7 separate regions of the Mus musculus genome follow, and all the other regions are linked to region 3. A link is a loop called in an ENCODE intact Hi-C map of the cell type or tissue named here. Cell type or tissue: left cerebral cortex. All regions are shown on one strand.

Region 1 (4,000 bases), 1.5 Mb before region 3:
ATAGGTGTGCATGTATCAATATGTCATGTGTTTTGCATCAGTTTAATAAGGGATGATCTCAAAAATGGTTTTATTTGTATTAATTTTTGTGAGTGTTCCCTACCTTCCTTGATTTTAATCTCCTTCTGCCCATTGTTTCTGCTGGCCTTTCTGGTTTTGGCATTGTTCTACAGTGGTTTTGACTCATGCTTGAAGTGAATGCCTTATTTTGAATGTCTTCTTAAACCCTAGGATTCATCCTTTTCTACAGTGCCAATGTCTTTCATTGCCCTGTCTCAATTTCAGCATAGATAAATTTGCTTAATTTAATTTTCATTACATTTTGAGCACTCAGTGTTCAGGTTAAAGAGTTTCATTGAATGAGATTAAAAATACATTCTATAGAGTCTTTTTAAGTATTGGATTTACAATCCATCTTAAATTTTGTGTGATGTCATATAACAGTACTTGTTTTCATGTGGTTGTCCAGTGTGCTCATCTACCACTGTTCATGTAAATGGCTCTCTTTTATCATCCAAACTTTGGTTTCATCTCTTCCTTAACTGAACTGACAACACATTTAGTCTGATATCCTCCTGTATTGACTCCAGGCTAGCAGGGATAAAGTCTCTACTGATTCTATGCTTTGCCCTAAGTCCACTACTGGAACAGTATCAGAATCAATATTTCTGTATTCTCGACCATATTCCAAATGAAATAGTGAATAATAAATAACTGATGGTTAAATATGGTTATTAGTTTAAGCATATTATGCCTATGAAGTAAAAAGGAAAAAGCAAAGAACAATGAGTGGTGTGGTAGAGAATTAAAGTGTTTGGGGTCTAAGAAGATAGGAAATCACTATTCAAATAGGTCTTAAGGAATGTTGCACTTTCTCCAGGACATGTATCTTCTCCACACATTCATGGAGGCATCAGTTGTCCTGGCTGACTGTTAGAAAAGACTTGGAAAGTATCAAATTATCTGGCTTGTAGTTTCCTGATGGTTAGAGGTTTTTTGCTTTTCCTTTGTCTTTTTCTCTCTCTTGTGACTGTGCAATGAAAAAAAAAAAAAACTATTGAGTAAAAATGTAACAGTTTGCTTTTTTAGATTGTTGGAAAACACATTGGATGCCTCAAAATGAAAAAAAAGGCATTCTGTCATTGTGTTCCACAAGTCTCACATAAGAGCAGAAAACCTCGAACTTATCCATATTCACTTGTGAAACTTAAGTATGTTCAGTTTTTTGCAACCGTCCCAGCCCATCACTTCCTATCATGGTACCGACCTCTTTTCTAACTAACACCTCCGTGAGACCTAAGTGCCTGATTAGTATGGAAACTCTAAAGGAAATAGAACAACTCTTAAGGAAAAGAACAATTTCCCTGGTTATTCCCTCATGGTGAAAAGCAGAGAGGGTTGGAACTTGGCATCTGAAAACTGTGAAATCCTAGGATTCAGGTTGTGCTCACTGAAGGGATGGACTTGTGGGTCTCGTGCGCTGTATTTCCCAGATTGTCGATAAGAATTCCTGCAGAACACGGGTGTGGCATTAGGAACAGATCAGTTTGGAAACTGCTGTGTTTTCCTTGTCATTTGCTCTCTGTGACCCTTTGCCATGTCCTCTGCTCTTCAGTTTTGCATCCATTGAATGACCTTCCCACTGAGGATTAATTTGTGGATGGGAAGTGCTATTCCACATGCAAATTGTAGAGCTCATTTGAATTAAAATGAATTAATGTGTTCAAGATTCTTTGAGCCAATAGCAGCCTCCTGTCCACTAAATTGTGTCATTACTATCAAGGCTAGTCACTTCGTGCTTAGCCTTGATGAGGAGCTTGGGGAGGGGACCTGGTACCTAAATCCCTGGGAATAGCAATTCAATCAGATTAACAGCTTTCTTTTAAGCAAGATGCTTCAGTGCTAGCCTTCCTCAGCTTTGGTGCTGACGCTGCGTGCCTTTTCTCTAGTGCCACTAGATGGCGATAAAATTCCTTATTGTCCTCTACCTCTTGCCCAGCACCAATCCTCCAGCTTCCACCGTTACTGCTTCTGAGTCTAAGCAGGCTCCACTAGGGTTAGAAGGGGCTCCTTTCTTGAGAAAAAAAATCCTGGGCCCCCAGGGGTGCTTGAGACAGAAAATGCCTCATGGCCTTGGTGACCGTGGAACTTTCTCTTCTTTGGCCTTGTCTTACTTTACTACCACATGGTTTATCCATTTCCTCATCTATAAAGACAGGTTACATACATACATACATACATACATACATACATACGTACGTACGTACATGCGTACATACGTACATACGTACATACGTACATACGTACATACGTACATACCTACATACGTACATATGTACATACATACATACATACGTACGTACGTACATATGTATATACATGCATGCATACATACATACATACATACATACATACATACATACATACATACATACAGTACAGACAATAGCTTATGGGAGTTTTCACATCATTGGAAAACCCTATTTCTAATACTAAAATCACACATCACTTCTATTTGTAAACATGATGTATGCCAAGCTGTTCCAGATGAAGACATTATCAATCTGCCTTCAACCTGCCTTTTCCCATCTCTAAACACCAGGGGAGAATCCTTCCATATCGTCCCTGCTTCCTTTCCAGGTGGCCCGGGTACACATTCCCAGGACTCTCTCCCCATGGGATCTGTAGTCATTGGTTAGGGGAGGCTACTCTCTCCTCCAAGATTTTTTTTCAAACAGCTTATCCAAGCCAGCTCTTCTTCCCATTAAAAAACAGAGGGTACTTTTGGGTTGTTTGTTTGTTTTTGGTTTTTTGGTTGTTTGTTTGTTTTTAATTCAAAGACCCCAAGATGACAGAGACTTAGAAACTTTTCATTTCTTTAGTCCAGTAGATTGTCAGCTCTACCATGGCAATCTCCTGTAAGATTTTAAAACGCAGATTGCTGGATGTCTGTCACCCAGGGTTTGTGAAGCAGGAAGTCTAGAAGTAGCCTGAGAATTTGCCTTTTAGCAGGTTCACTGCTGACACCAAGGCTTCTCTTCCTTCTTCACAGGACTAAAGGGAAGGTCCCAACCTGATGTTTCACAAGTGCAGAACCCGAGGTCCACTGAAGAGAAATGATTGCTCAAGGTCACAAAGTAAACTGAAATTAGCAAGGACGGGGATACCAGAGTCTTTTAAGCACAGCTCTGTAAGTCCTCATTCGAATCAGTGCTTCTTAGGAAATTTCTTTTCTTCCCTTTATGGAGAAAGGATTTGCTGAGCAAATTTACAGACAAAATCAGATGGTAGGTGAATTGTTTAATCTGTAATCACTTAAAATAGACTTCTATTATTTTTTTTTTTTTAGTTTAAATTAAAGCATGAACTATGAGGGACCTGGTTCTAAGTGCAGAGGCTGACCTTTCAATACAGCCACCATGGTGCAGCCCTTTGTAGCTGCCTTTGCACCTGGGCAAGATTCCAGGAAAACTTGCTCTCTTGATTTCCCCCCAATAATTAATGCCAACATTTTCTCTCTCACACTTCAATACTATGCCAGAATGCTTCCATGTAATAACTTGAACATTTTAGATTTTCTAAAATGCCCAAATGGAAATGGACAAATTTGAGATGTACTTAACAAGGACTTTAGTAATATATTGTTCCAGAATTGTGGCGCTCTCAGCAATTGTGGTAAGTAGCTTGATTACAGAGATGAATGTGTCTATGTGATAATTATAATAATAATAGTTATAACTATGAATTTGTTTTCATCAATACCTTCTGTTTGGCTCCACTGGCTTTCAAGTGGTTTTTGGTAATAATTTTCATTTTTTTGTACTCTATTGAAAAATAAATACCAGTTAATAAAGCCTATCAGAAAGATAATGAGAATATTTGAGATTAAAGCCAAATTTAACTCATATTATTTGAATTGTAAGTCATAAAATATATCCATCAAAAATCCTCATTCCTTCTACTTCAAACTGTGATTGCACATGGAGAAAAAAGATTTAAG
Region 2 (4,000 bases), 1.2 Mb after region 3:
AGTTGGAATCTGACAACTAATGTGAGTTGACCAATAAAAAGATCATGAGCACAGGTGGGAGCTACCTCCGATCCATGGTGGCAGGGGTATAAATGAGAGGAAGAGAAAAATGCCACAGGGAGGGAGAGCATGAAGCTTCCAACTCAGCCCCATGGAAAGCCTCCAGATAATGAGTAGGGTGCAAAAGTGGGGCAGTTGGAGACATTAGAGAAAGGGAGAAGGTACAGCTGGGATGGGGCAGTCATTTCAGCTCACATGCTCCCCAGTTGTATGCCCAAATAGCTTGTCCTGGCCTCCCCATCAAGGCATGCTCTTTGTCCAGCCACTCATAAGCTATGTACCTGCTCCCTGATGGCAAACATTGTGAGCCCTGAGCAGGCTGGAGAGACTGCCATTCCTACTTCAGGGAGATCTGAAGTGAGGCATCACACTGGATCACAGGAGGCTTGCGGAGTGTGCAGTAGAGGACTGGGGATATGAAAAACTGCGTTAAAAAGACATGGTTTCTCATCATTCCTGAAACACCAGGAGGAATGGGTTAGGTGTCAGGAAAGAAAGCTGAAAGAGGACAGAGCAGAGTAGGGAAGCAAGAAAGGGGGTCATTGAAGCAGCTCCGAAAGAAAGGCAGCCAGGTAGAGAAGATGAAGGTAAGAGGGAACACTCCAGTAATTCTGGAGGTCCAGAGGTCCTGCAAATAAGAATGTGTGGATAGGTGTTTGGGAGGGAAGAGTCAAAGTAGATGAAAATTGCCTTAGTGGCAGAGCCTACCCTTGGCCCCTGACCTGGGTGCTTATATATTCCCTCCTTACCAAGAGCCAACAAAGGAAATGTTTCCATGGTTCCTATTTTCCAGAGTAAGCTGAGACCTGGAGAGTATAAATTACATACCCAAAGCACTCAACAGAATGCAGGGAGGAGAGAAGAGCTGCCTTCAAGCACAGAGCCCAGTGGTTAAGGACTTAGGTACTTGTGGCCCTAAGGGCTTTACCTTACCTTACTAGGCTCAGCTGGGTGTACGGTCCCCCAACTGTATTTGGGCAAACAAAACCTGGTAACTCTTGTCTCTATAATTCTGCAGTTAGATGTGTTTTGACAACTGATGTCTCTTCTCCCCTTGTCTTGCCTATAAAGTGAAGGATGCCATTCAGCACAGCTGGGAGGAGCTATGCTCCAAACCCAAAAGAAATCTCTTTCAGCCTCTCTCAGAATTCAGTATGCCTCCTCAACAAGGTGTTGTCTATCCTTTTGCATCTTACTTAAGCTGTTCGTGAACTCAAGGGAAAGAATAACCTGGATCATCCAGTCCTGTGAGTCTCTCATTACCTAGTGACAGAGAACAGATGAGACTTTCTATGGAATGTGGATGACTTCTTTGTGTCCATCTATAGGAACATTCTCATATGCATCTTAAGCTGCTATACTTGGCTACTTCTCACCCCAATTTCTTTACCTTCCCCCCCCAAATTAAAATGTGTATATACTACTTGAAATTCCATCCTTCCATGGGAACATTTTGGTGAGCATAGCTCCAGATGGGCATGGGACAAAAAGGATCCTTTTCTAAAAGTGAGAGCCTATAATTGACTCAACTACATAGCGTGAAGAGCTCTTCCTGCCAATGACTCTTAGTCCTGTGACTCACTGTTCCATAATGGGGGTGACCGTCACTTCTTTAGACATATCCCCACTTCATGCATTCAGGGTCTTTTTCAGAATTATAATTATAAAACAAGCAGCTGGAGAATCCCTAGTGTGATCATTTTTTTTTCAGTTGGTGTGATACTGTGTTCACAAAGATTCTTCGAAACAGTTTCTTACTTTTTTCCTTAGTCTGGCAATACCCTTTTAATATTCTGTAAGTGATTAGCAAATCTTTGGAGAGACAAAAACATGTTTATAAAACAAAACAGATGCTTTAAATGTATGTTTATCAAAATAATGGGATGCTTCTTCACCATAGAAAGGAATGAAGTTCCCATATATGATGTAACATGGGTCAATGTAGAAAGCATGCTATGATCTAGGATCTAGCATCACCTTGGAGACAAATCTCTGGGCATGTCAGTAAGAAGCTTACAGATTGCATTAATTGAAGTGGGAAGACACATCCTAAATGTGGGCGGTACCATCTCATGAGCTAATGTCCCAGACTGTATAAAAAGCTGAGTGCTAGCATTCATCCCGCTCAGCCTCCTGGCCGCAACTGCAATGCAATCAGCTGCCTCACCCTCTTGCCTCTATGACTTCTCTGCGATTATGCACTATACCCTTAAACTAAGCCTCTTAAGTTGCTTTTGTTGGGTGTTTTGTTACAGTATCAAGAAAAGTAACTTGTGTACACGAAATAGGTGCCTCTATTTACCTGAAATGTCCATCACAGGCCACCCTGTCATAGATAGAGTACACTGAGCCATCTTCGGGCTGAGATGTATAAAGCAGGAACTTTGAAGGGTGATGACTGAAATGTATTGAGCTTTCTTCTGAGAAGAGAACATTAGATAATTTGGTGTGATGGCTTCCCCGTGTACTATGGACACACACATTTTAGCTCGGTGGGTCATATGGTATAGGAAATATATGCCAATGAAACTGTATGAAGTGGGAGAAGCTCTGCGGGGAAGTCTGGCTTGAAATGACCAATTCTGCTGCCATCCAGGCTCATATTCAGTGCTTTGAGTTGGCCCACCCCAATATGAACTCCATCTACTAGTTGCTGACATGCATGAAGGTTCCTGCTGAACCAAATGACATCACTGAATAGGGCCAGTCCTAGGTATGTCATTCAGCCCCCAGTTTTGAACTGCTACAGCATAAAGCCAGCTTGCCTTGAGAGTAGACTGGAGGGGGGTGTGTGGTGGGGAATAATGGTGCCACCTTCAGGCTATAGGCACAAAGGTAAGGATGGGCAAACGTCAGGGAAGCAAACATTGACAGCAGGGAGGTGTGCAGCAGACTGGAACTCACAGTGAACCTGCCCCTGGATATCTGGTCTTACCACAAGACTACCCTGACTCTGGACAACAATAGGCTATATGAGATGAGTCCCAGCAATGGTCCAGCATTTATGGTGCATCAGAAACTAGAAATCATGAACCAGACCAACAGCTCATTATAATGAATATTTTTATGTAAAGCTGTTTGATCAAAACTAATATGTGTATCTCTCTCTCTCTTTCTCTCTCTCTCTCTCTCTCTCTCTCTCTCTCTCTCTTTCTGTGTGTGTGTGCGCGCGTGTGTGTACTGTGTACCACTCTGCAGTTTCCAATGCCACTACAATGAATGAATATGTGATGAAGAGGTGAAAAATGTAGAGAAACAGAGAGATGCGTTTATGGTGGAGAGAGATGGAACTAGAGACTTGATGGTGATGACAGGTTTGAGAGAAGGCTGAGTGTTACCACTGAGGGGCATGTGGATGTTTGTAGTCTATGCTGCTGCCTGCAGCCATTGATGTGGGCGGCTTGTACGGCCACCTAAGACCATATTGATGTCTATAGTCCATGCTACTAAGGTCATGTCTAGATTCATGGTACTGCTTTGTCTTGGAGCTATGTTGATGTTCATGGCCCATGTTACCAGTGAGGACTTTGCAGATGTCCATGGTTTATGCAGCCACCCAAGGTGATGTTGATGTCTGTGGCCAGTGCTGCTGACTTGGGTCATATTTGGGTCTGTGGTCCTACTGTAAACACAGCCACGTTGATATGTCTTACTTCCACCAGAGTCCATTCTGAGGTCCATGGCACATGCTGATGCCTAAGACCATGTGGATGTCCATGATCCATGCTCTCACTGGCTGTAAAGGGCAAGGAAGTTCCTTTTTCAGTGGCATCAATGATTGCAGACATACAGTTGAGAAAGAGGAACATAGAAGGCTTCTGTGACAACCCCTATCCCTCCAACCCACCTACCCTCCCAAAAGCAATAGCCTAGACAGGAAACTGAGGGACATAACTCTTAAAACTTGTGATAAGGAGGTGAAGTGTAGCTCTCTATAACG
Region 3 (4,000 bases):
ATAATATGGTACTCTAAGCAGGACCGGAATTTAAGAACACATGGAACTGAGTGATTAAAAATGGGTGTGATGAAAACATAACAGAAAGTGCCTGATAATGACCTGTCAATTTCCAGAATGCCTTCTATTCTCAGACCTTGTATGAACCAACTAAAGACATGTCAAAAGAGATGTCAAAATCTCTCTCTCTCTCTCTCTCTCTCTCTCTCTCTCTCTCTCTCTCTCTCTCTCTGTGTGTGTGTGTGTGTGTGTGTGTGTGTGTGTGTGTGTGTCCTGTACAAGACCTTTCTGATGTGGGCTCTGTCTCTCTTTTTCATCTTCTGTCACCTCCTTCTCATTTATAGGTGCATTCACACTGGAAATCTGTACCCCCTTAGCCTTCTTAGCCATCCCCTTTTATAATTACTTCACTCATTTTTCGTACATAAATCTCAGCGTCAGTACTATGTCTTCCGACATGGCTTTTGATGACTCACTCATCTAAAGTTACATCGCCCACCTTCCCTTCTAGCATGGGATCCCTAATTATTTGTATGACATTTAATATTAGATTTAATTACTGTGGTTTTCTATTTGCTTACTCACTATTAGCCATCTCTTCCTCAATATGTGAACCCCAATGAAAGCAGGACTATCTTCATAAAATATTCTTGATGCCTAAACCTGAACTGTCCATTTTAGTGTCCACCAGGCACATACAGCTGTGTAAGTCATCCAAACGAGAAACAAATAAATGTTAAACAAAATGAAAAGATCACTTCACCGGTATCCATTGGCATGTTGCCTAACACAGAGAATATTTTTCTCTTTCTCCAAAGTTCTATTTAACAATACTATTCTAGGACAACATCTGCCAATTAGAAGACACTCAGCATCTACTGCTATTGAAAAGAAATAAATTCTTTCTTTTGATCCTAACCCAATCCTCATACCCTAAAGGCACAATAACAATATGCTCAATTGTCTCTAGCATCCATTGAACATGGAGGTCTCAATGGCTATGAGTGATCTTGATTGTGTAGTAGAAGAGAAGAGATGCTCACAAAAAGTTCAAATCTTTGCCCCTCTGCTAAAAAGGCATTGGACAAAAGGAGCTTCCCTTTCTTCTTTATAATAAGTATATATACCTCACTGGATGAGAGTAGAGATTAAAGGAGAGAATAAAACTAAAGATCCTGGGACACAGCAAGGGGTACTGTCAAGTTTGATATAACTTGCACCCCTGAGTGGCTGAGCTAAGTGGTGTAGTTTTAAAGGCATAATGGCTTTGTTTTGAGTAAATAAGAATCAAATTTGGGGGAGGAAGGGCTGACAGATACTTTTAACACTGAATATGCAAACAAAAACAAACAAACAAACAAACAAAAATAAAACAACTACTGTGTGGCAGTCCCAGCTATTAAAAGAGAAATGCTGCTAATAAGAGCACATGATGCTGTGATGAGAAAGCTATCCCTGTGTGGCTGTAAAACAGAGCAAATAGAGATAAAAACTAAATAAATAGAGCTTTAAAAAAAAATTATCAAAATACAGCCAAAAAAAGATTGATTCTGAAGCAAGGCCTTGGGAAGTCTTCTTAGATGCATTATCTGAGAGAGATGCTAAATTGTAACTAGGGTTTGCTCCATGGAGGAAAGTCTGATAAATCCATTATCATTCGTATGAAAAATTATAGTGAAAAACAATGGAGAGGGTGTCGGAAAAATTATGTTTGGTGACTCCTCCTATGTTTCCTGCTGTTGTTTGATATGGTTACAAGGAGTTCATTAACTTACTTGTTAAACTTTGAGATTTAGGTCAGAGGATGCAGGGGAGAAAGATGCTATGAGTAACTTTAAGGTCCTATTTTGGTGATATTTCCTAATGAATTCATCTAAGAAACCAGGATGAGAAAGCATATGCAAATCAGAAAATATTTTCTCAGATACTGCAAGGTCTTTTGGGGCAAAGATGAGTTGAGGGGGAAAAAAGGAAAAAAGGGAGAGAGGGAACTATTTGAACAATGGCATAAACTCCCTTGAAAGCACTAAGAGGGAGATGTCCCACTTGAACTGAGCAGGAGAGATTTTTACAATCCCCACCTATGCTGCTACATTCTTACTCCCTACAGCAGGAGCTGGGCCTTCTCAGCTCAGCAGGGGGGCCCCAGAGCTTATTTGGAATATCAGAGCTCTTTCTCTAGGGTTGAAATGGAGTCACAGCTCCCCCTTCTGGGAGCTAAAGTGCCATCCAGCTCCAGAAAAGACAACGTTTGTGAGGTCGTTAATGGCTTTATTGCAGATGGGCCTAAAATCCCTGTATTTCTAAGTACTTCCCTGCACCCCCAAAAAAGTATTAAAAAGACTGGTATCATACTTGCTTTTTAGTGAAATTGACTTCAACTTCTGGATGTCCTGTGGCTCAAAGGGCTTCATATTTTCCTTTCCCTGAGGTTGTGAGCCCACCTACAAGCCATGTACTTACAAAGGCTAGCTCAATTTCCTGCACTTTAAGAGATTAGTCACATTTAGGGGAATTTATTAGGAAGGGAATGTTTCTGGACCTGTATAAATACACCTGTGTATGGATTCATATATATTCTTGTGTATGCTCCTGTGCTTATATTATGAATATACAGACATGAGATTTAAATTAATGTAAGTAAAGTAATCATTTCATTTTCATGAAATGTTTGAAAGGATGTTTGAAAGGATGTCTAAGTATATATATATTGTTTTCCAGAAAGCAGAACTTTTTTTCATAAAGGGATTAATACAGTCCGATTTTTCTACTGGGTTCTATATAGCAGTTATATAGTCTTGGATCCCCATGTGCTTTTCATTATGTGATGACATTAAAACAGAATTCTCTCTCTCTCTCTCTCTCTCTCTCTCTCTCTCTCTCTCTCTCTCTCTCTCTCTCTCTGTCTCTCTCTCTCTGTCTGTCTCTCTCTTTCTTTCTCTCCCTCTCTCCTCTCTCTGTCTCTCTCTGTCTCTCTCTCTCTCTGTCTCTCTCTCTGTCTCTCTTTCTTTCTCTCCCTCTCTCCTCTCTCTTGGCATCTCTGGGTGTACATATGTTTTTAAGCACTATTGTGAAGCAAGAAGAGTGAATGTGGCATTATGCACTCTCTCTCCTGGGTCATGAAATCGTATGAAGAAGGTCTGAAATGAATCTTGAAACTAGAAGTTCCAGAAAGAAAGACAATCAGTTACCTTAAGTAGAAGTATGGTGGATAGGTAGGGTTAAGAAGTGTTGTGAATTGCTGAACATGGTAATAGAGTAGAAAATGACATTGATTTGGCTGAAAACCACGCTGGGTTCTAGTCCTGTCCTTGCCACCAATTTGCTAGTGAATATTAAGAAACTATCATCCTTTATCTGAGCCAGAGTCCTGCCTGCTTGCTCTTTAATAGCAGTAGATCTTTTATACATTGGAACAGAAATAATGAGAGCCTATCCCACATGAGGGCTCTTCTGTTTGCAAAACCCCTCCCAAAACTGCACTAGGATGTTGTGATGTAACCTGAGTTTTGTGAAGTCTACTCTATGGGCATGCCCTCCTGAAGCTTTCAGCCTGAAAGATCAGTCTGGAGTCAGAAAATGGTATGTGTGCAAGTGCTTGCAGGTAGAACAGACAGCCACCAGCCGGGGCAGGTTCCTGCAAACACACGCTTGCTTTTATCTCTCCTCAGGAGAAACAAATGTATGTATAAATGTTTTTAAAAAAACAGGTATATTTCTATTTTCTTTCCCTCTCAAGAGGCCTTCCTAGTGACCCTTTAGACACTCTACCACACCACCTCAGCCTCATCTTCTAGCTTCACTGCTTACAAGCAGAATGGCTGCCATTTACCTTGAGAAAGTAACAGCTGCCTAGTCTGGAAGCCATGCTAACAGCAGTAAAACTCAGCAATTTTTGCTGAGTAGGGCAAGCCTTTAAAAGGCAGCCGGGAATCAAATCAATGGCTGGCTCCAGAACCAAAGCCCAACTGTGCCTGGGCAGAGTGGCAGAAGTATTTAC
Region 4 (4,000 bases), 1.4 Mb after region 3:
TGGCAGGGAGAAGAATGGCACTGGGACATGTCCAGAGCTTATTTCTTGATACACAAGTACGTGTCACGGAGCTGACGGTGAAAGGTGTGGGCTTTTAAAACCTCAAAACACACATGTAGTAATGAACCTCCTAATGTTTCTAAAACAATTTCAGCAACAGGGACCAAGTACTCAAATACATGAACCTATAGAGGCCTTCTCAACAGGGACCAAGTACTCAAATACATGAACCTATAGAGGCCTTCTCATTTGAACTATTTCATGCTATGTAACAATGTTATCAAGGCTGGAAGACAGGAGGTGGATAGGAAAGTAGACAGGTAAGTAGATGTGGAGGTAGGTAAGTTAGGAGGACGGTAAGAAAGGAAGGAAGGAGGAAGGGAGGTAAGTAGGAAAGCACAGATATTAGTTGGAATAGGCAAGGATTAGGTAAGGAGTGGGCAGGCCAGCCCTTCACCACATTACAAACACACGAACTGAGACTCAGGGTGAGAGGTGGAATCCAAAAGCTTGGACCTGGTAAGTGCTGGAGCTGGGATGTGAATCCAGGTCCACGGATGAATATGAAACCTTTTAAGCATCCTTGTTCATTAGCTACAGCCTTGGCCCTCTCGAGTCTCATTCATGTTTTTATTCATTAGGAAGAAGCTTACAAAACTAGGAACCATTCAGACGCTGAGAGTGCTCAAGAGAAACTACATCCCACCCTTAAAGCCCCACTGAGCACAGCGTCTACTCGGGATCCTGTCAGAGATATTATACAATGAAAGAAAAATGTCTCTCCCCCTTGAGCTTCCATGCCGGACTCCATGCCTTCCCCACAGTGAAATGGCCAGGCTTCCTGAGATATGTCCACACAGCCCAGCTCCATTAGCATATTTTCCGCCTTCTCTAAACTCATTTCAGATCTAAAGTCTGAAAATTACTTCATAACCTGGACGATCAGTGCTGGAGGAGGGGCATTCCTAAACAGAGCAGTCCCCTAGCACCTGCTCTGCCATGCCTGGGAACTGGTCCCTGCAGATAGAGAATCCTGCTTTGAGAGAGGGGGTGGGGACACAGTGAGGACTTGGGGACCAGATGAGCCTCCTGACTTGGGCTACTTCTGAAGGGGGATTTTAAGACAGAGTAGGGAGACACCGGCCCATTAGAGCAGGGAACAGCAGGGCATGACAGAGGCAGGTGCACATAGGCTAGGGAATATTGAAGAGTCCAGTGTGGGAAGAGCAAAAGGCATTGGTAAAAGAAAAAGAAGGGTCATGCTTTTAACTATCGAAATTTGGGGATATACTCAGAAAACAGCAAACTAAAATACTGAGTCCTTTTTCCACCTCTCTGTTCCATAGACCAATAACCAGGAAGCTATGGCCAATCTTGCTCCATCACAATCACCACCCACTTCTGTTTCTCTATTATTTGGAAATGAATAATAGATACCGTCATCTTTCAATTATAACTATCCTGAGTAAAGACCAGTTATTTACAGAAGCGCAAACAGAGGTCAGAACAGGCTACCTACTGGGGACACAGAGGTAGAGCTAGGGGCAGGAGGCTAACAGGAATACCACTGGATTCAGCTGACCGTCCTCACCATCCTGCAACAACACTAAATCATTTTAGCAATTCTACAGACATAAGTCACTCAAAGGAGATATGGCTAGGTCCCAGGGATCTGCCAACACCAGTGTGACCTTGGACAAGTCACCTAACCTTTCTTGGTTCAAGTGATCACATGCAATGGGTATAACATCGGTATTTTCCTCGTGCAACAGCTATGAGAAACATCTGAGAGTAGACACATAAAGCAACTTCCTAAATACACAATAAAGAATTGAACCTCAGAGCAAATGTTCTATTTTAATGCTAATTTTGTTGTTCTAAACAGTCAATTTTTGATTGAAAATAGGCATATCTGACCATTAAAAGAGATGTTCACTAGCTAACTACTTTGAAGGATTGCTATGATGGGTGGGGCTTTTCCTGCTCAGAAACCAGCAGTACTACTCAGGAAGTATGTGTGGCTGTAGTGTCTGAAGAGAATCACTTACCTGTCTGTGTCCTGAGTCTTTGCCAGATGGGCATAGATGTTCTGTTCTGCTTTTAAGTCCCCAGTCAGCCCTTCATACTCTGATTGTTGCTTTTCCTGGAAATGACAACGGGCATCTGACATTAGGGGCAGAAGCCAAGGAAGATGGCTTGCCATTATGCAAACACATGTGGCTAGCTCTGGATTTTTAAAACCACAGACTACAGGCTCTGAGCCAGACTCAGGCTCAAGCCATAGTAACACAGCACCACCTGCAGGAGGAGACAGGAATGACAGTCTCCATACTTCCCAGAAGGCCATCATGGGTGTCGCTATGGGAGGCAGTAGACATTTCTTTGAGACATGGGGGTGGTGAATGGTCCTAGAGTAATTGCGGGTACACCCTTAAGAGGAACTGTAGGACCTCACCCCGTTTCACTTTGCTTCCTAGACCTGAAGTGAACAGTTCTTCTACCAGGTGTTCCCCTTCACTGCTTTCCCAACACAACCTAACAGCCCAAGCCTGGGCTGCAACCTCCAAAACTGTACGCTAAACCAAGCCTTTTCCCTTTATAAGATATCTTGTGTGTTTCATGATAGTACTATAAAGCTAATACTCAACACGAAGTAGAAAGCCATGTTCCCAATACCCAAAAGCTGTTTGTGAAATATCCTCAAAGCCATTTGATTCACCCATCCCTCTGATTTCATGACACTCTAGCAATGCCTCACTACACTTTCTGATGCTTCACAGAAAAACCTCACAAACCTGAAACAAAGGATATACAGGAGAGTGAAGAGTGAGTGGCATTTGAGAGGTGTCCAAAACAGTGAGAACAGAGGCTGGGCTGGACCACTGCTAATTAGTATAGCCTTGGGAAATTAGATTGTAAACCTATGAGTCTTAGCATCTCTGTTATGAAATAGGGGTACAGTTTGGCGGTTCCCCACTCATAAATGTTACTTTGCCATCAAATTCAAAATTCTGGTGCAGCCAGTTAGCAGTTTGGGGATTTGAAAAGTTGCTAATTAATAGCTTGGACATTCCCACCTAAAAATCAATGGGTAATGACTATCACTTCTTGAAATTATGGAGGTTAAGATTAAATTATGCTAAAGAACTACAGACATCTGGAGAAACAGCTAACTCCAGTACTCAACAGAGAAAAAGTTCAAAGGCATGATGTGTCCCCAGCATTCTGTCGTGCCAAAAGATGCATGCTGTAAGATCTGAGCAATGACTGCCAGAGCCTCTGCAAGAGGACAAAATAGAGGTGCAGGGTATCAAACAGAGTTTCAGTTATACAAGTAAGTCCCAGAGATGTAGTGCACAGCAAGATGACGAAGGTGAACAACTGAGTGCCACATACTTGACATCAGCTAAAAAACAAACAAACAAACAAACAAAAAAGAAACCATGGGGAAAGGTAGCAGTGTGAGGCAATGAATGTGTTAATTATCTTGTTTATGGTGATTATTTCACAATAGCTAACTGTATAACTTTAAGTGTGTGTCTGTATGTGTGACACTGTGGTATGTGTACATGTGTGTCTCTGTGTGTTATTGGTACTAAAGACTGAACCCAGAGAATTGGGCATGCTAGTCAAAAACTCCATGTGGCAGTAAATTACATCCCAGCTACCACATCCTGATGTTTGTCAATTATAATCCGACAAAGCTGGCAGGCAGACAGACAGACAGACAGACAGACAGACAGACAGGTGATGTCTAAATAATGATGAAAACTTGCCCAGAAGTTACAGAAGTCATTTTAAAGCTCTTACTAGACAAACATGAGACAATTTAACATCAAAATAATTATATTACAAAGTCCAAAACTGATACAAACAAATACATGAGAAAAAGGCTTTGTTTTATAGTAAAATGGTTTATTAATACTTATGGGAAGAATGATGGGGTCAGAAAGCCTATCCATTTGGCAACCATCATGGTAATAAACAATTCAGGCAACAG
Region 5 (4,000 bases), 190 kb before region 3:
AAACTTCTATTAATACTATTATTACTCAGTCATGGACTATAGTCAAAACCATCTCTACTAGGAAAAAATTTCTGAACAATATGATACTGTACTTCCTTTTGGGGAAAGTAGGTGAAAAGTTTTTGTTTACCCAAGCAAAACCATCACCAAACACAACCTTGGATAGAGAAATCTTTTACCCTTGGGTAAAAATTTTCAAAACCGAAAACAGCCAAGAATTTGGAGTGCTGAGGAGGAATATGTCTTGTCAAGGGCATACGACTATCAGAGTCAAACTCTTATGGGGCAGTTATTATCGGGTTATTCATGAGCATGCTGCTTCCCTTTGACCCTAGTTTATAAACTAAGGAGTTTAAAGAGCTAATCTCTAAGTTTATTGACTGTTCTATAATTGTGTCAGTTTGTGTTCTTCCAACCCCACCTATGGACCATTTTCCTTTAGTGTCAGTTTATTGAGACGTAAAGAAGCCATATGGGTAAGTTTGCAGTGTTGTTGCACCCACCACCCCCACCACCCCCATCCCCAGCAGAGCATCAAAAGAAGCACAAAGAATTAAGCATAAAGAGGAAAGAAATCTTAACCGAAGAAATATCTTCTTTATCTACGTCCATTTCCTCTCACAAGGAAAAATGGCAGTGTCAGAGGTACATTACATATAGCTTGTTCTCTCTCTTTTAGTGTTTAATCTTAGCACCTGCACAGCAGAGGTCTTTACAATTCATTGCATATGCTCTCCCCTTCTCCCCCCCATCACACAGCACCTGAGGCCAAAGAAGCCACCAACTCAAAGCTTCACACAATTCTGAGACCCTTCTTCATGACAGAATATAGAAGTAAGAGACATGCCCCACGGTTTTATACAGTCGCTAGAACACGTTAGCTTCCAACAAATGAAGTTTTTTCCTCCTTTCCTTTGAATACTAATTACATTTTACAAATTTGTGTATGCGTGTGTGTGTCTGTCTGTCTGTCTGTATGTGTATGTATGTATATGTTCTCTTTTGTTTTGCTTTGTTTTGTTCTGTTGTATTTGCACAACAGAAGGGAAAGTCCATGGCAAAGGGTCCCGGGTTAGCAGAGTTTGGCTGTCATCTGGTCAGACTGTTTGAGGATCTCAGTGTTGTAGAGGTCCAAGGCATGGTTCACCCTGATAATCTCACTGTTGGTCAGCTTCAGGCGGTGCTTCAGCATACAGGAAAACAAGTCCAGCTGGGGTTTTCCTGGGGCCACAGGAGGGGCCAGGCGGTTGATTCGGTCCCGAATGTCCAACATGAGAAGCATCACGGATGAGGAGGAATAGAACTGACCACCCTGTGTATAGGACTGATTCACCTGTTGCACGGCACTTCGTAGGAGGTCAGCATTGAACCTCAGGCTGTACCCAAACACCTGTACATCAGAGATCTTGATGTAGAACTGCCTTTTGGAGGGATCCGACAGGTCCACCGGGCCCTGGCCAGTCTCATTGCGTAGGGTGGGTAGCCGAGTCCGACTACGTAGGTAGATATGGACAGTCTCGAAAAAAGTTTTCCACCGATTGCCCAGCAAGAGAGTCCAATTGTAGCATTGGCTGTTTTGCAGACGGATCTTCTCCCAACGAGGGTAGCCAAATTCCCCAAAGGGCATGTTCCAGCCTTCTGAATGGCTCCCACTGAAGGGATTGACATAGACAAAGAACATAGGGTCCAGGCTGCTGTTGCGCATCTGGCAGATACGCATGGACATTCCGATCACCATGTGGATAAAGTCCATGCGGTTCTTGTTGCTTTTGAGAGTGAGGGACATGCGCTTGCGCCACCGAGGGTCAAAAAATGTATCCAGGCGAATCTCATTGCTGATGAAGGTAGTATGGACATAGAGGCGTGAATCCATCTTCTGCAACAGGTACTTCAGTTCCAAGTCCTGGAAGTCCAGGTCGGTCTCAAAGCTGATGAACTGCTCACTCCGCTCAGAGTCCACGTTTTGTGGTTCACAGCGGCCTCTATACAGCTTGTAGCCCTTATTGCAGGAGCCACAGAGTGAGATGTTGGCCAGGCTGCACATGGCACAGCTGTTGTTCCCACCTATGATACATGGGATAGGGCGCTGGCACAGTGTGGTGCTACCATGGCACACACAACTCCTCTGGCTTTCCAGGAAGGTTCCCCAGAACCCATTCTCATTGCAATAGAGAAGTGACTGGACCCTTGCAAGCCACTGTTGAATTGTCCTGTGAAAAAGAAGGAAAATGTTAGCTCCCATCAATAGGAATGTGAGGTACATCATACAACTGGCCATGCAAGTTGGAGCCTCCCAAAGAAAGAAAAGTGGAGATTAGATTTTTCTTTTAGTAAAATGCTTTCAATGCAAGTATGAGGACTTAAATTTAATTCCCAATATGCATGTAGACAAAGTAGGCATGGTGGCTCACATGTATAATTACAGGTTTTGGAGGGCAGAGACAGAAGGATCCCTAAGATTCACTAGCAAGCCAGTCTACTCTAATTGGTAAGTCCTAGGAATAAGCAGATTAAAATATAAAAGAATGTAGAATGAATATATATTAATAAATACATTGTCATTCTGTATACTGTCTTAAAGCTATTATATCACATTGTACTTTACACATCTAACATTCTTTGTGAATATCTATAAAAAGGAGGCATTTTACTAATTATTAGGATATTTATCTATCTCTAACTATTCCATTATACAATAGGCGCTGAGAAATCGGTTTTAGGGAATAAAGTTTCTGAGCACAAATACGCTTTCTGAAGAGAACAAATCATGGAAAGTCTCACATGGGCAAGATTTGTGACCCTCTATGTTTTCTCCCTTTCTTTCTTCCTTCTTTCTTTCTTTCTTTCTTTCTTTCTTTCTTTCTTTCTTTCTTTCTTTCTATCTTGTTTTTAATTTTTATTTTTATGTCAACATCAGAGGATTCCACACCTTCCACTGATGAAGATATGGCATGCCCAACCCTGTCAACAGAAATAAGCTTCATTCCATCATAATCATTGTATCATAGAAGTCATGTAGTACTTCTATATGGATCATATGATATGATTCTCACAGTGGCTTTTCATAATATGCAATAACAATATAAGTTCTTCAGTTGTCCAGTATTCTAAATTCTCAATTGTATGGCATTTCTATTACAAACTGTGTTTCTAAAACCCCTCCACATTGTCAATCCATGCTGTGAATGATGCCAGTGTCTGTACCCAGATTCCAGGCAATAAAACATTTTAATGAAGACGGGTACATGAACCAATAAAAAGCAGCAGAAGAATAAAAAAAATATGTAAATCTGTCAGCCCAGAGGCCTTTCATTTTTCCATGTTTCTTTGGAAGTTACCTCCTCTCTGTCCTCCATGCTACAAACAGTCCTGCATATCTGTCCACCAGTCTTTACTATGCACAGGGATTTTTATGCCCAGTTTCTCACTTGAGCCTACCAAAAACACCCAGAAAATGACTTGAGATTTAGGCTTCACCAGTGAATGGATAAAATGGATGAAACTCTGTTCTTGAACAGGGTTGACAGTGGGCAATTTCCTTAGCTTCCCCACTCACCCCTCCTACCAATCCTTACAGGATTGTTGTAAGGATTATACAATTTTTTGTGTGAATTATACATATAAATTTGGTAGGCACTAAGGGTTTAGTAAAATTCAGCTCTTGTTCTTCTTGCAAAAGAGTGGTAGCATGAGTACAGGATCTCCAAGGCAAACTGATGGACCATATGGCCCTCAAGAAGAGAAGTCTCCTGACACATCAGCTTTTCTTTGGGCATTATCTATCAGCCCAAATTTTTAAAACAGTCTTAAATAAAATGTACTAGGACCCCAAGCAAGATTTGTGATGACGCAGATGATTGATGATGATGATGATGGAGCTCATAGTTCATGATCTTTCAGCACTATGAGAATGAGAAAGGGATCTCATTTCCACCACACATCCTGTGGTGGGATGTGCTAGTCAACTGTCTGTTGCAGCAATTCTCTTGACATACAATCA
Region 6 (4,000 bases), 1.4 Mb after region 3:
ACCCACAGCCTGAGTTGGTTTGCTGGAGGACAAGTGTGAAGCCTGCTGCCCACACGCTTGACTGCTAGTCCATGGCAGTGCTTCAGAAGGGAAGGTAAAGGGCCCCTTAGAGGACAGGGCCTGGGAGGTCAAAACAGGAGGAAGAGCAGCAGCAACTACACTGCAAATGAAAATTGATCAGGCTCAAGTCTGCTAATGTGACAAGGACAAGAACGCTGCTCCATGAAGAAATCAGGACCTTTCTTGAGCTTCCAGAGCACACCCTGATATGAACAGACCACGCAGCAGCCGCCTTTGCCCAAAGAGAATGGAGGGCCAAGATAGCTTGCCCTGGAGGCTACAAGAACAAAGAGGGGTCCAGGAGATTTGGGCCTAACTACTAGCCACTCACTTCTTGGCACCTAGAGAAATATGACCACTCTGAAGCTGATCCTAAACTCAGGCAGGGAGGGGCTCACAAGCTCTACTTGGTCAAGAGGCCAGGAGGCCTGAACAGGGTAGTATGTGTTGTCATACCCAGAACCTGTTATTCCCCTTCTGCCATGTCCTTGGGTGTTTCACACCAAATATGGCCTCAGACCTATCCCTAACCACAAAGGAAACATGGACATGGACAAAGCACCGGTTTTACACTAAAAAAAAAAAAAAAAAAAAAAAAAAAACCCTACGGATGAAAAGGAAGGAAGCCCCGGGGTGACAGCAAAACACATGTGGGGAAATATAGACGCACAGGTTCGGGACACGGGAACAAAGGCAGGCCCTAACAAAGGCAGCTACTGCTGATTCCTCCACTGACTGAGAGCTGGCGCGGACAAGTTACTGTGCAAACCACGCAGCACGCTGAAGAGCCCCCCACTTTCCATGGAGCAGTCTGATGTGTTCCCCCTCCTGCTGTGCCCTGTCGCCTCACCTCAGCGTCTCTCTCTTTTTCTTCCCTCAGAGTGGCAGAAAGTCCTCGGAGTTCTCCAGATGACACGTTCTCGTCAGGAGATGCCATCTGAGATTTTTCCTCTTTAAGGCACTGAATTAAAGCTTCTTTGCTCTTCAAAGACAGCTTCAACTCCTCAATCAGTCTAAAAGAGAACAAAATTTAAATATTAATTCTGAGCTGCTCTCTTAGCTCAGTGGAGCAGGAGGAGGTAGGAAAGAGGGCCAGACATCTTCAAAGTAGATGTGTCCAATGAATACACATAAACAAAATTGCATTCTGCAGGTCAGAGAGCAAGGAACAGAATTGATGTGACATTAATGAGTCCTCTTGTCTCTAGCCTTGCCCAGGGATTTAGCTCAAGCTGCACCATCTCTGGTCAAAGACCTTCAGCATCTCCACGCCAGCAGCAGATTGCTAAGTTTAAGTAAGAAATCCCCTCTCCAAAAGAAATCTGTCCCTAAAGCCTAAGCAAACAACCAACCAAAAGCTGGTTTGGTGGGTATAGATTTAAAAAGCAGGACTCTCTCCATAGCTCACAAACAATGCTTAAAAACATACCACATCTCAAGCTAATGGTTGCACTTCGGGATAAGGCATCCAGGCTTCCAGCTCTTAAGTCATAACAGCTCCAGTTTCGTCTTGGGCCCTATCAGCCCACAGCAGCTCACAGAGAGCTCGCTCCAAAGCTCTCCTGTGCCCCTCCATGCCTTTGCATATGCTATCGCTACCTTCTGTCCAAACCCATTCCTATTCTCCCTGACAAGCACCAGAGCTCCTTAAATTGCATCTTCTATCTCTGAGTCTCAGAGAAGCTTTGCCACATACAACCATAATGTCTTGTAGAAAATGTGAACTTTTCCCTCTTCGGAACCAAATTTGATGTCCTTGGATCAACTGCTCTGTGACCAAGCTAAGTTATTCAATCTCTCTGAGCCTGTGTTTGGACAACTTAAAACAAAAGTGTACTTCTGACCTACAGCTGAACTCAACAAATGACAACTGCAATGCTGATTATATGTATGTGCACGTTTCGTGTACCTATGCAGATGTGTACAGAGGTCAGAGCTCAGGGTCCAGACATTTTCCCCAATGGTATCTGTACTTTATTTGGTTTTGCTGGGCTACCTGCCTGACTCACAAGCTCCAGGAACTCACTTGTCTCCGCCTTGAAATGCAGGGATGTACGTCATCACACTGAGCTTGTACCTGGGTGCTGGGACTCAGGTCCTCATGCATACACAGCAAGCGTTTTACTCACTAAGCCATCTCCCCAAATCAGCCCTGAATGTACTGTTTAAATCTTCAACACATAACATTCTTTCCGAGGACTCTACTCCAAAAAAAACTCTTCTGTGGCTAAGCCTAGAAAGCAACCCAGTTTTGTAGAAACACAGGTCTGGAGGTCTGGGAGAGTTGCCCTTGTAAAGCACCTAGCTTCCGTGCCGAAGGCCAGGAGGCAGACATGGGCAGCAAAAAACGCCTAGCAGTGCAGTGCATCAGAGCTCACCAGTAGGATCTGCAGAGCCTAGGAACCTGGAGGGAGGTGCAATACTGCCCTCTAGGGGTTCAGCTCTGATATAATCAATGGGAAAATGGAGAGCTAAGAGTCACCAAATGTACATTTAAAATGGAAAGATGGGGGTCAGAACCAGGACAACTAAAGGCTACTAAAGGCTCAGCCCATTACAGAGCAGCAGTCTTGAGCCAATAAGAAGGCACCACAGGTTGCCAACATTGCTAGGCTTTCAAGAAAAGTAATTATTCACTCTTCTGTGAAATTCAATGTTTTAAATGCCAGCAAGTAATTCAAACTTTTAAAAACTCTATTTAACTTGAAGATAATATAACTGTCGCTTATAGTCAACCTGTAGGGCTCCCCAACAAGATCACCTTCAGATGCAGAAGAGAAAAAGGCCTGCATGAAAAGGTGGTGGGAAGCCAGGAACACACTGGGAGAGAGTATGCAAGTGGGGCCCAGACCAGATTCAACAGCCTGACATGCCCAACAGCAGGTTACTCCGTGGCCAATCCAGATCCATTTCCTCTGGATGTAACTGACTAACCCTGCTGTCATGCCGGGCTAAACTTCTAACTTTGACTTAGATATGGGATATGGGAAATCGTCGAGAAGATTCAGTCCCTGGCTATTCACCAAACAGGCATCTCCTGAGGGAAAATAAAGGTGGCAGCTGCTTGCTGGTCTCTGGAAGTTTAGCTGGGACACTTTCATCTCTGCGACTGACATATTTGTAGAGCTGACAAGCCAACTTTTTATACTTGTCAAGCCAGGCCTGTGCAAATGCCAGGAAAATGCAGCCTGCAGCAGGATCTCACTTGACCATCTATAATCCATGGAGAAGCCACCACTTGGACCACTCACACCCATCCTCCCAAATGTCCTCTTCCCAAACAAATAAGAAACCAAAGCTTAAGCAACATACCCTGATGATCTATATGTGTAGCCTTTGTATACAAAGTACGAAAGCTTCCTTCCTTTGCATATACAAACCCTCTGCACGGGCAACTTCTAGGACTCCCCTAAAGCACTCTTACACAGTCTGGAAATTCATCTCTACCAAAACATTCTCTCCAGAACCAGAACCACTGTTGTCTCTGTAGTTCCAAATGCATGCCCAACCATGCTCAGCGCTGCTTACAGTGTAAATCTTCATTTCCTCCAATGCCAGCCTGAATCTAAAAACCCACTCACAGGTACCCACAGAACCCACAACTCCTGCCCTAACTGCAAACATCCTCATCCCACTCCTCGCTAGGATCACCTCCTTGTTGCTCATCTCCAAGCGGAGACAACTGTACCACCTCCCCTAAGCCACTCATTCACAAGCTGAAAGGGAGGTATCAGTCTGTGTTCCCCACTGTGCCCACTTCCCCTTCCATCACCACCTATTCAGCTGCATTCTTGGTCTAGGCCCTTCAGTCTTGGCTGTCATCACTTATCTGGACATCTGCTTCAGCATGAAAGCCCAGTGGCAATGCATCCCCAAAGCAAGCAAGGAACTGCTCTAAATTTAAATCTAATCATCTCATTTCTCCAAGCTCCCCACTAAC
Region 7 (4,000 bases), 930 kb before region 3:
AGTTAGTATCCAGTAAAAAAAAAAATCTGAAATTTTGATACTTGACTGGAAAATAGCCAGTGTTGCTTTTTCAGTCTGCCTTTTTGCAATCTTAGTACAAGAAACATTACACTGAATAACCCTTGAGCAGTAGGAACTAATTTCTCTCAAACTGCAAAGTAGAATGTTTAACATTAAGGCATAAATGATGGTGTCTGCTATATTTTCTTCTGATGTCAGCTCCATATACAAGAGGAGAAAAATAAGTTTCTTGAAATCTGTAAAGACACTGGTTGTATTCACCCAATGAAATCCCCAGTGACTTCATAATCTCCTCAAAGCGTCTCCTCATTTCAGCACCACACATGGCCCTAGAGACTGGCACTGGGTTTGAGAAGATAATACCCTTCTTTTGTGTACTCATTGTCATCTCCCTGGACCTTCTATCCATATTTGTCCACTTTAGATTAGTGGTCCTCAACCTTCAAAATGATGCATCCAAATATAGTTCCTCATGTTGTGGTGACCCAAAGCATAAGACTATTTGGTTGCTATTTGATAACTGTAATTTATCTACTGCTTACCTGCAGAATGGCTCTCTGGGATGAGGCATCTTTATTTTATAATTATGGCTCTGTTAGTTACTGTGGGCTGTACCAAGTATCAGGTAATTCGTATAACTCAGGCACTCTGGGGAAAGAAACAGTAACAAGATGGAAAATTATTTAAATATTATATGGATGCTTTCTGGAGCTTAAACAGTGATCTCTTGTGCATGTAGCAGATGCATGGACATAGGTAGAAAAAGGGGACGTATACCTAAGATACAGATTAAGGTAAAACGACTGCTAGTTTGCTGAGGAAGAAAGCAGATTTTAATTAAAATTTAAAATGATTACTAGAGAAATATTTCAATGATCTTACTTGATATTTTGAAAGAATATCCAGTGGGATTCTTGACTACTACCTCCCAGATTTAGTTATTAAAGTTTCTGAGAGTTTTCCTATATCCACTCACTTTTTGCTTTTGTTTTCTTTCTCAAGTAGAATTGGTATGACAGATACACCTAGGCTACGCTTTTGATGGCATAAAATCCTCTGCCCTCAGAGATTCCTACACTTCCCAGGAGACCCAATCAGTATAAAGCGCTTCTTTACGTTGAGTGGAAAGCAGGGCCCATATAACTTCCATCTGTTACTCAATCTCTGTCCTCTGGGACCAAATAAAAACACTAAGCTCCCTTTCTGAATGCCTGACCCTTCAATATTTGCAGAAAGTATCTCACTAGTCCACCAGAAGTTTTTTATCCTCCACTAATAGGCCTCTGATTCACACTTTTTCAACAGATGCCATATTTTGCCATGCCTCTGGGCATGTTGGTCATTTCCCTTGGGTTATATTATAAATTTTTAAATGTCTGTCCATATAGATGTATCCGTTGTGGATAGACTTTCCACAATCTTTTGATCTCTTCACTGTACCCAATTGTGACTTTCTGTGATGGTTAGCTTTTGCTATGGATATACTACAGATATAAGATAAGCTTTAGAATGTAATAAAGAATTATGCTCATCTATCAAAGTGGCAATAGTAGATTCTTTTGTCATGTCCAAGACCTCAATAGACTCAAGGGCACTTGTAAACATACATGTGCACTCAGGTGTGTGAACACACACACACACACACACACACGTATTGTTTTGACAGTAGTGGTCTGAGACCATCAAAGGTATCTGAAAAAGGTTATTCGGAAAGAGCTAGAAGAAAGAAAAGGAGTAGAAAGCTGATATAATTCAATTTTAGTTGAAATTTAATTTTAAAAATCTCTTCTCCATGTTTGCCTAGACCAATGTTCAGAGGATTATTTTCCTGTCTCTGCATACTTCCATTGTTTGTTTGGTTTTTTTCGAACATTTTCTTACCCTATTTATGTGAGAACACGTGTGTTTGTGTATGTGTGTGTGCACACGTGTATACAAATATTCTACAATGAAAGACAATAAGATCCTATAATATTTAGATCAATGATGTGAATGAAATAATCACTTCCTCCTGATGTCAAATTGAAGCAGTAGCGAAGCCACACTGTGATACTGTGTTAGACATCACACATGAGCCAAGAACACAGAAGAAAATGCTTCAACAGTTAGATAATTATGTTAAAACAAACTGGGATTTATTATTATGGTTTTCTCCTTTAGGACTGAAGTTGACATGATTGCTGCTGCCGCTTCAGTGTAAGGTAATGTAGACTGAAATGTATTTGCCAGAAGATCCACAGGGAGCAGTCATCTGGGATTGACAGAGAGAGTCACTGGGTGTCACTGTTGAGTCACACAAAAACAACAGTCTGCTTGCTCCTAAGGATTGTCTCTAAAGAACACAAGAGCCGGAAGTTGAGGGTGGCTGCTTGTCTCCTCCTGGGCTGTGTGTCTTCATTAGGGTCAGGGTAGGTCATCTTTCTCCTTGCTTCCCTGTGAGAAGTGTCTAGTCAGATGAGTGTATGTCAGTGTGGACCTCAGCTTCCTCTGCTCTTGCTTAATGAGCTGATCTGTCCTCGATCTGCCTTGTGGTACTGTGACAGGGCTCTCTGCTTTTATGCATCTGTGCAGGAAGTGATCACACCCCTGCCAGCAGTCAAGCCCAGGACTGGCTCAGCCTAACCACTCTTTTCATAGCAGATAAATCATTCTACTTCTCAGTGAGGGTTTACATTAACACTGAATCCAATGAATGTTTGGTATCAGGGGCATATTTTCATTTTGTGTTGAATAAGATTAGTGGTTTTAACAGAAATTAAAAAAAAAAACAGGTACAGTTGAACTGCAGACTAGTTTTTTTTTCTTCCTTTTTTTATTAGGTATTTAGCTCATTTACATTTCCAATGCTATACCAAAAGTCCCCCATACCCACCCACCCCCAATCCCCTACCCACCCACTCCCCCTTTTTGGTCCTGGCATTCCCCTTTACTGGGGCATATAAAGTTTGCGTGTCCAATGGGCCTCTTTTTCCAGTGATGGCCGACTAGGCCATCTTTTGATACATATGCAGCTAGAGTCAAGAGCTCCGGGGTACTGGTTAGTTCATAATGTTTTTCTGCCTATAGAGTTGCAGATCCCTTTAGCTCCTTGGCTACTTTCTCTAGCTCCTCCATTGGGAGCCCTGTGATCCATCCATTAGGTGACTGTGAGCATCCACTTCTGTGTTTGCTAGGCCCCGGCATAGTCTCACAAGAGACAGCTACATCTGGGTCCTTTCGATAAAATCTTGCTAGTGTATGCAATGGTGTCAGCGTTTGGATGCTGATTATGGGGTGGATCCCTGGATATGGAAGTCTCTACATGGTCCATCCTTTCATCTCAGCTCCAAACATTGTCTCTGTAACTCCTTCCAAGGGTGTTTTGTTCCCATTTCTAAGGAGGGGCATAGTGTCCACACTTCAGTCTTCATTTTTCTTGAGTTTCATGTGTTTAGGAAATTGTATCTTATATCTTGGGTATCCTAGGTTTTGGGCTAATATCCACTTATCAGTGAGTACATATTGTGTGAGTTCCTTTGTGAATGTGTTACCTCACTCAGGATGATGCCCTCCAGGTCCATCCATTTGGCTAGGAATTTCATAAATTCATTCTTTTTAATAGCTGAGTAGTACTACATTGTGTAGATGTACCACATTTTCTGTATCCATTCCTCAGTTGAGGGGCATCTGGGTTCTTTCCAGCTTCTGGCTATTATAAATAAGGTTGCTATGAACATAGTGGAGCATGTGTCCTTCTTACCAGTTGGGGCATCTCCTGGATATATGCCCAGGAGAGGTATTGCTGGATCCTCTGGTAGTACTATGTCCAATTTTCTGAGGAACCGCCAAACTGATTTCCAGAGTGGTTGTACAAGCCTGCAATCCCACCAACAATGGAGGAGTTCCTCTTTCTCCACATCCACGTCAGCATCTGCTGTCACCTGAATTTTTGATCTTAGCCATTCTGACTGGTGTGAGGTAGAATCTCAGGGTTGTTTTG

Evidence for each region. Hi-C counts contacts between places; a loop is a spot of excess contacts. Peaks named below come from ENCODE experiments on the same cell type or tissue, not always from the same donor. Only the 100,000 strongest peaks of a DNase experiment are listed, where the experiment ranks them.
Region 1: a loop joins it to region 3, with 17 times the contacts of the local background. A loop is called at or near these places in 5 of 42 quality-filtered maps.
Region 2: a loop joins it to region 3, with 6 times the contacts of the local background. A loop is called at or near these places in 3 of 42 quality-filtered maps.
Region 4: a loop joins it to region 3, with 4 times the contacts of the local background. A loop is called at or near these places in 4 of 42 quality-filtered maps.
Region 5: a loop joins it to region 3, with 4 times the contacts of the local background. A loop is called at or near these places in 4 of 42 quality-filtered maps.
Region 6: a loop joins it to region 3, with 5 times the contacts of the local background. A loop is called at or near these places in 3 of 42 quality-filtered maps.
Region 7: it touches region 3 in a loop (18-fold over the local background); 7 of 42 quality-filtered maps call a loop at or near these places.

Annotation. Positions count from the first base shown.
Region 1 is chr4:67,475,630-67,479,629 of GRCm38, forward strand. No RefSeq gene overlaps it. Among named protein-coding and RNA genes, the nearest start is that of Tlr4, 650 kb to the left of the region's middle. In left cerebral cortex, a CTCF peak has its summit at 1,932 (motif pointing right); a DNase peak (open chromatin) is centred at 1,970.
Region 2 is chr4:70,184,598-70,188,597 of GRCm38, forward strand. No RefSeq gene overlaps it. Among named protein-coding and RNA genes, the nearest start is that of Cdk5rap2, 220 kb to the right of the region's middle. In left cerebral cortex, no CTCF peak of the experiment used is centred here; DNase peaks (open chromatin) are centred at 1,593 and 2,118; H3K27ac peaks cover 1,476 bases.
Region 3 is chr4:68,948,557-68,952,556 of GRCm38, forward strand. The region is part of intron 1 of Brinp1 (bone morphogenic protein/retinoic acid inducible neural specific 1); the gene reads right to left. Among named protein-coding and RNA genes, the nearest start is that of Brinp1, 3.8 kb to the right of the region's middle. In left cerebral cortex, a CTCF peak has its summit at 2,208 (motif pointing left); DNase peaks (open chromatin) are centred at 2,192 and 3,631; H3K4me3 peaks cover 3,814 bases; H3K27ac peaks cover 1,062 bases.
Region 4 is chr4:70,305,147-70,309,146 of GRCm38, forward strand. It overlaps Cdk5rap2 (CDK5 regulatory subunit associated protein 2), which reads right to left. Exons shown (of 37, transcript NM_145990.4): 15 at 2,049-2,143. Among named protein-coding and RNA genes, the nearest start is that of Cdk5rap2, 100 kb to the right of the region's middle. In left cerebral cortex, a CTCF peak has its summit at 2,309 (motif pointing left); a DNase peak (open chromatin) is centred at 2,279.
Region 5 is chr4:68,760,937-68,764,936 of GRCm38, forward strand. It overlaps Brinp1 (bone morphogenic protein/retinoic acid inducible neural specific 1), which reads right to left. Exons shown (of 8, transcript NM_019967.2): 8 at 436-2,210. The coding sequence ends at 1,073. Among named protein-coding and RNA genes, the nearest start is that of Brinp1, 190 kb to the right of the region's middle. In left cerebral cortex, no CTCF peak of the experiment used is centred here; a DNase peak (open chromatin) is centred at 1,787; H3K27ac peaks cover 185 bases.
Region 6 is chr4:70,353,803-70,357,802 of GRCm38, forward strand. Cdk5rap2 (CDK5 regulatory subunit associated protein 2) reads right to left here. Exons shown (of 37, transcript NM_145990.4): 8 at 911-1,073. Among named protein-coding and RNA genes, the nearest start is that of Cdk5rap2, 55 kb to the right of the region's middle. In left cerebral cortex, a CTCF peak has its summit at 2,483 (motif pointing left); a DNase peak (open chromatin) is centred at 2,431; H3K27ac peaks cover 583 bases.
Region 7 is chr4:68,020,671-68,024,670 of GRCm38, forward strand. No RefSeq gene overlaps it. Among named protein-coding and RNA genes, the nearest start is that of Gm23738, 160 kb to the right of the region's middle. In left cerebral cortex, a CTCF peak has its summit at 2,274; a DNase peak (open chromatin) is centred at 2,317; H3K27ac peaks cover 295 bases.